Linked DNA regions of Homo sapiens: region 1 is linked to region 2. A link is a contact called in ENCODE Hi-C data. All regions are on one chromosome and are shown on one strand. The core of a region is the stretch at or near the end of the contact, and the rest is flanking DNA. Distances in the headings are between cores, read along the strand shown.

Region 1 (3,469 bases), core at 969-3,468, 320 kb before region 2:
AGCAATCAGACAAGAGAAGGACATAAAGGGCATCCAAATTGGAAAGGAAGAAGTCAAATTATCCTAGTTTGCAGATGATATGAGCTGATATCATCTGCAAAGACTCCAAAGAAAGTATAGAACTGATAAACAAATTCAGAAAAGTTGCAGAGTTGGAAAAAAAAAAAGACATTAGAACTGATACCACAGAAATTAACATGCAAAAATCAGTAGCATTTCTATATTCCAAAAGTGAACATTCTGGAAAAGAAATCAAAAAAGTAACTCCATTTACAATAACCACAAATAAAATTAAATACCTAGGAATCAAAAAGAAGTGAAAGATTTCTACAATGAAACTATAAAATACTGATGAAAGAAATTGAAGAGGACACAAAAAAGTGTAAAAGTATTTCACGTTCATGGATTGGAAGAATCAACATTGTTAAAATGTCTATACTACTCAAAGCAATCTACAAATTCAATGCCATCCCTATAAAAATACCAGACATTCTTCACAGAAATAGAGCAATCTTAAAATTTACATAGAACCACAAAACATCCAGAATAGCCAAAGCAAAAAGAGGAAAACTGGAGGAATCACATCACCTGACTTCAAATTATACTACAAAGCTACAGTAACCAAAACAGCATGGTACTGGAATAAAAACAGAAGCATGAATCAATGGAACAGAACAGATAACCCAGAAACAAATCCACACATCTCAAGTGAACTCATTTTTGACAACGGTGCCAAGAACATACAATGGGGAAAGGACAGTCTCTTCAATACATGGTGCTGGGAAAACTGGATATCCAAATGCAGAAGAATGAAACTTGACTCATATCTCTAACCATATACAAAAAAATCAAATCAAAATGGATGAAAGACTTCAATCTAAGACCTCAAACTATGAAATTACTTCAAGAAAACATTGAAGAAATTCTCCAGGATATTGGCCTGGGCAAAAATTTCTTGAGTAATATCCTACAAGCACAGACAACTAAAGCGAAAATGAACAGATGGGATCACATCAAGTTTAAAAGCTTCTGCACAGCAAAGGAAATGTCAATAAAGTGAAGAGACAACCCACGGAAGGGGAGGAAATATTTGCAAACTACCCATCTGACAAGGAGTTTATAACCAGAATATATAAGGAGCTCAAACAACCCCATAGGGAAAAAATAATAATCTGATTTAAAAATAGGCAAAAGATCTGAACAGATATTCCTTAAAAGAAGACATGTAAATGGAAGCAGGCACATGAAAAGGAGATGAACATCATTGATCAACAGAGAAATGCAAATCAAAACCACAATGAGATATCATCTCACTCCAGTTAAAATGGCTTTAATCCAAAAGATGGGCAATAACAAATGCTCATGAGGATGTGGAAAAAGGGAATCCTCATACACTGTTGATGAGAATGTAAATTATTACAGTCACTGTGGAGAACAGTTTGGAGGTTCCTCAAAATACTCAAAATAGAGCCACCATATAACCCAGCAATCTCACTGCTTGGTATATACCCAAAAGAAAGGAAATCAGTGTATGGAAGAGATATCTGCACTTCCGTGTTCATTGCAGCACTGTTCACAATAGCTGAGATTTGAAAGCAACCTAAGTGTCCATCAACAGACAAATGGATAAAGAAAATATGGTACATATACGCAATGGGGTACTATGCAGACATAAAAAGAATGAGATCTTGTCATTTACAACGGCATAGGTGGAACTGGAGGTCATTATGTTAGGTGAAATAAGTCAGACTTGGAAAGTCAAATTTCGCATGTTCTCATTTATTTGTGGGTGCTAAATATCAAAGCAATTGAACTCATGCAGATAGAGAGTAGAAGGATGATTACCAGAGGCTAGGAAGGGTAGTGGGGGGGTGAAGGAGGGAAGTGAGGATGGTTAATAGGTACAAAACATACATATACATACATACATACATACATACATACATACATACATACATACATACATATATATATAATTAGAATGAATAAGACAGAATTTGATAGCTCAACAGGGTGACTATAGTCAATAATACTTTAATTGTACATTAAAAATTAACTTAGGTCAGCGCGAGGGAGCCCGGGTGGCCGCCATTACTGAGCCTGGCGCTGCGGCTGGCGCTGGGAGAGCGGGGAGGGACGGGGCCGCAGCTGGTGGCAGAGAGGGAGGGAGGGTGGGTGAGCAGGCTGCGGGGGCCGTGGGGCTCAGGGTTTCCGGGCGTGTGTGTCGGGGAGGGCGGAGGGAGGTGCCTGAAGGGACGCGCCGCTCGGTGAGCGCGCCGGGGGAGAGGCGAGCAGAGAGTGGAGGAGGAGGCGGCGGCGGGAGCGCTACCCAGGAATGTTGCTGCCGCAGCCACAGCCAGGGCCGCTGTGGTTGAGGAGGAGACAGAGGAGACCGACGTTGTTAGGAAAATGATCTCTATGATCTTGAAGATGTTTCTGCACAGAAATGAGGGAAATACAAAGAACCAAATACAGTTCTGAAACTTGGGATCTGTATTTTCAGATGATTTTATTTTCAGAATGAGAAGCATATCTGGTTTCATATCTACATTTATGAATGTAGAGGCATGAGAAGAGAGTTATGATGGCAAAAAACAAAGAGCCTTGTCCCCCATCCTATACTATCAGTGTAGTTGGACTCTCTGGGACTGAAAAAGACAAAGGTAACTGTGGAGTTGGAAAGTCTTGTTTGTGCAATAGATTTGCACGCTCAAAAGCAGATAAATATTATCCAGAGCATACTTCTGTGCTTAGCACCATTGACTTTGGAGGACGAGTCGTAAACAGTGATCACTTTTTGTACTACTGGGGTGACATAACACAAAATGGTGAAGTTGGAGTAGAATGCAAAATTCATGTCATTTAACAGTTCATTGATGACCAGACATTCTTGCCTCATCGGAGTATGAATTTGCAACCATATATAAAACGTGCAGCTGCATCTAGATTGCAGTCAGCAGAAAAACTAATGTACATTTGCACTGATCAACTAGGCTTAGAACAAGACTTTGAACAGAAGCAAATGCCTGAAGGGAAGCTCAATGTAGATGGATTTTTATTATGCATTGATGTAAGTCAGGGATGCAATAGGAAATTTGATGATCAACTTAAATTTGTGAATAACCTTTTTGTCCAGTTATCAAAATCAAAAATACCTGTAATAATAGCGGCAACTAAATGTGATGAATGCGTGGATCATTATCTTAGAGAAGTTCAGGCATTTGCTTCAAACAAAAAGAAGCTTCTTGTAGTGGAAACATCAGCAGGATTTAATGTCAACATTGAAACGTGTTTCACTGCACTGGTACAAATGTTGGATAAAACTCGTAGCAAGCCTAAAATTATTCCCTATTTGGATGCTTATAAAACACAGAGACAACTTGTCACAGCAACAGATAAGTTTGAAAACTTGTGCAGACCGTGAGAGATTATCATGCAACTTGGAAAACTGTTAGTAATAAATTTAAAA
Region 2 (3,277 bases), core at 602-3,101:
CACCCTCAATTGGGTGGGCATCATCTAATCAGCTGCCAGTGCAGGTAGGATAACAGCAGGCAGACAAACGTGGAAGGACTTGACTGGCTGAGTCTTCCCGCCTCCATCTTTCTTCCGAGCTGGATGCTTCCTGCCCTCAAACACTGGACTCCAAGTTCTTCAGCTTTTGGACTCTTGGGCTTACACCAGTAGTTTGCCAGGTGCTCCCGGGCCTTCAGCCACAGACTGAAGACTGCATTGTTGGCTTCCCTACTTTTGAGGTTTGGGGACTCAGACTGGCTTCCTTGTTCCTTAGCTTGCAGACAGCCTATTGTGGGACTTCACCTTGTGATCGTGTGAGTCAATATTCCTTAATAAACTTCCCTTCATATATAGGTCTATCCTATCAGTGCTGTCCCTCTAGAGAACCCTGACTAACATAGAAGAGTTGTGAAAATGACCGTTGGTCTGCCCTCACCCTTTCCCTCTTGTCCTTTAACCGCATGCGCTCAGTGTTACCTTCCGTGGCACCTGCTCACCGTCATCCCGTGGTGACTCGTGTGGGTAACTTCATCAGAGAAGACCCTGCCTGTCACCTCAGGTACAGCCCACGAAGTAAGGTGGCTGCAAGCGCAGATCCTGCACCTGCCCAAGGTGAAACAAATCAGCTCCCGGAGCCTGAGGTGCAAAGGGCAGGAAGCTCCCTGCGCACCCCTGCGGCCCCAGCGCGGCTCTCCCAGTCCCGCTGCCTCCCACTCCGAGCCCCTGCCGTCTGGGACCCGCTCCACCTCCCGCTCCCGGGCCCTCGGGGCATCCTGTCTCCATTCGCAGCCCAGTGCCCTCCACTCCCACGGCCTCGGGTACAGCTTCCACAGGGAAATCACCCACATCTGTGTCTCTCGCCTCGTTCCCAGTCCTGAGGCCGACGCATGGCCACTGAGCACACAGATCCAGCACAGCGTCCCTCGCCTTTCCCGCGCCCCGGGCAGAGGATGAGCACCAGGCCAGCCCTGCAGCTCACGCCGGCAGCCCTGGGCTGGCTCCGCACCCGCGCCTCGGGCTTCCACGGTGGACCCAGGAGACACCCTCTCGCCCAGCCCAGCTTCCCTGCGGGACTGAGAGGGAGAAGGGAGGAGTCGGGGAGCGAAGGCGGAGGCAGAGCTGGGCTGCGGGAGGAGGCGCGACGGCGGCACCGGCGGGATGGAGCAGCGGGATCCCGCGGTGACCGGGCGGATGGAGTGGCCGAGAGCGCCCCCTGCCGGCCAAGGGTCCCCCCTCACACACTCCCGGTGTGGCCGGGAAGGCGGGAGCCGGGTTCCCTGCCGGGAAGGCGGGAGCCGGGTTCCCTGCCGGTGGAGCCGGCGGCTCAGCCGGGCCCCGCACGCACCGGCCCCGCAGGGCCAGGTCCCCGCCTCCAGGCCCACCTTCGGCGCTCGCAAACGTCCGGGTGGCTGCGGCCTGGCCACCATCCAGGCCTCGCCCACCGGCAGTTGCCCGGGTCCACACAGGGACAAGCTCGGTCTCCGCCGCGTCCCGCCTGAGCCTCGCCCGCGCCCAGGGGACTCCACGCTGCACAGGGAGAGGGCCGCTCCGTGTGACAATGCAAGAAGGGCGAGCTCTCTTTTCCACCTGTCTCATCTCAGTGTGAACGGCGCCCTGGAAAACAGAACTGTTCAGGGACTTCTGAGGAGCTCGGCCAACGCTCTTGCCTCCCTACATTTTCCCGAAATCTGCCTTTCAAACAGGCTTCCTCTTGTCACAGACGAACCCATCTCCACGTTAGAGTGCATCGTGGCGTTTCCTATTTTCATAAAAGCCAGCGCCCTGGAATTGTCAGTCTGTTCTTACACTGTGAGTGTAACGGCCCTCTGTTAAATCTCAGCAAACCCTCGCGCGCCAGAGAGGCCAGCCCCAGAGCCCGCGCCCTGGAACGCGGCGGACCGCGGGTGCCCTCTGCGGGTGGCGCGTGGCCTGCGCAGCGATCAGGTCCTCAAGTCCCGAAGCCCCAGTGCCAGCCTCCGAAAAGCTGGCCCGGCAGGAAGGAGCCCAGTTCCTGCCCACTGCCTTCCGACGTCCTGTAAGTGGACCCCGCTTCCCGGGCCTCAGTGGTCTGGTCTGGAATGAAGAGTCTGAGCCAGGTGGTCCCAAGCGCTGCCGGGCTCCCACATTTTCTGACAATGAGGTAATCAGTCACGTGCACTTGCCAAGGTTTGGGCACCAGACTCTTTGACACCTGGTGTAGACTCAGCAAAATCCCATGAGCCACTATGCCCTTCAGATCAATGGACTATCACCTACTTCATTCGGACTTTTCGACCTCAGGTGAGACTGGAGAGAAACCTGGGACAGAGGAGACAGCTGGCTGAGATTCCCGTTCCTGCGTCTGAAGGCTGGAGGGTATGGAGAGTCCCTAGACAGTGGCACTCACGCCTGCTGCGCCCTGTGCTGCAGGTTGTACGCGATATAAAACATGACACTGACTGCCCGTGAGGATCTTGACAAGTTGTTTTGAAGATGGCATTTTGCTAAGTCCCTGAGGGTCACTGGTCCTCAAAGCGGCATGGCGGCATGGCGTGGCTGGTTCTGCCACATGCCAGCTGTGTGACCTCTGAGACTCCACTTCTTCAGTGCTGAAAATAAAGAAGGAGTTTTACTAAGGACCAAACAAGATAATGAATGTGAAACTGCTCCACGAACCCCAAAGAATTATGCACATAGATGCGATCATTAAGATGCGAAGCCATCGAGTTACCACCTGGCATGCTTAAACTGTAAAGAGTGGGTCAAAGTAAACTGAATTGGAAAATCCAAAGTTATGCAGAAAAACAATAAAGAGGTCTTACGTAGCAATACCGAACTTATGTCAGGCACTATTTCTCAAAACACAACTCCACTGAGATGCTCCAAGGAAAGAAAGGATTTTGTGGGCAAAAGCTTGATGCCCCTCTAGGGCACTCACAATGCTCGTCAGCACACAGAGCTACAAATAGTTCAGATTTTGCCACCCAATTTGTTGCCAAAAACATTCAATTTCCAGATCTGCTTTGGATTTCAGAATTGCAGATTCAAAACATTGTAAACCCTGGATTAAAACCCATTAAAAGTTTCCTGTCTGAGTTGCTCCTATGTCTCTCGTCTCTTCAGAAGAATTTATCTTTTTCTTTTTGACAATCATTCTTTCATAAGAATTGGTCTTTCAACCTACTTTTAGTTCACCTAGTTGTTGGAAATTTAGTAGAAAAAATAACCTTGCCTTTTAGGGTTGATTTAGGTTAAAATGTCTAAGGTATATAAAGTG

What was found. Hi-C counts contacts between places; a loop is a spot of excess contacts on that map. Pooled maps may share reads with other maps.
Region 1: a map of dorsolateral prefrontal cortex shows a loop between it and region 2 (3-fold over the local background). The contact joins the enhancer-like site here to the promoter of ELDR in region 2. A Hi-C loop is called at or near these places in 4 of 168 maps with a recorded cell type or tissue (ascending aorta, chondrocyte, dorsolateral prefrontal cortex and 1 more), 1 of 37 single-sample maps with no recorded cell type and 10 of 50 pooled maps.

What each region holds. Positions count from the first base shown.
Region 1 is chr7:54,931,118-54,934,586 of GRCh38, forward strand. It overlaps the pseudogene LOC643168. Among named protein-coding and RNA genes, the nearest start is that of EGFR, 86 kb to the right of the region's middle. Within about 2 kb of position 2,219, at least 23 of the 41 ENCODE cell types and tissues checked have a DNase peak (open chromatin) inside an H3K27ac peak, as active enhancers do; they include ascending aorta and dorsolateral prefrontal cortex, where a contact is called at or near this core.
Region 2 is chr7:55,253,784-55,257,060 of GRCh38, forward strand. It overlaps ELDR (EGFR long non-coding downstream RNA), which reads right to left and starts at 1,852. Exons shown (of 4, transcript NR_110426.1): 1 at 1,748-1,852; 2 at 1,404-1,635. RefSeq lists silencers at 969-1,528, 1,839-1,888.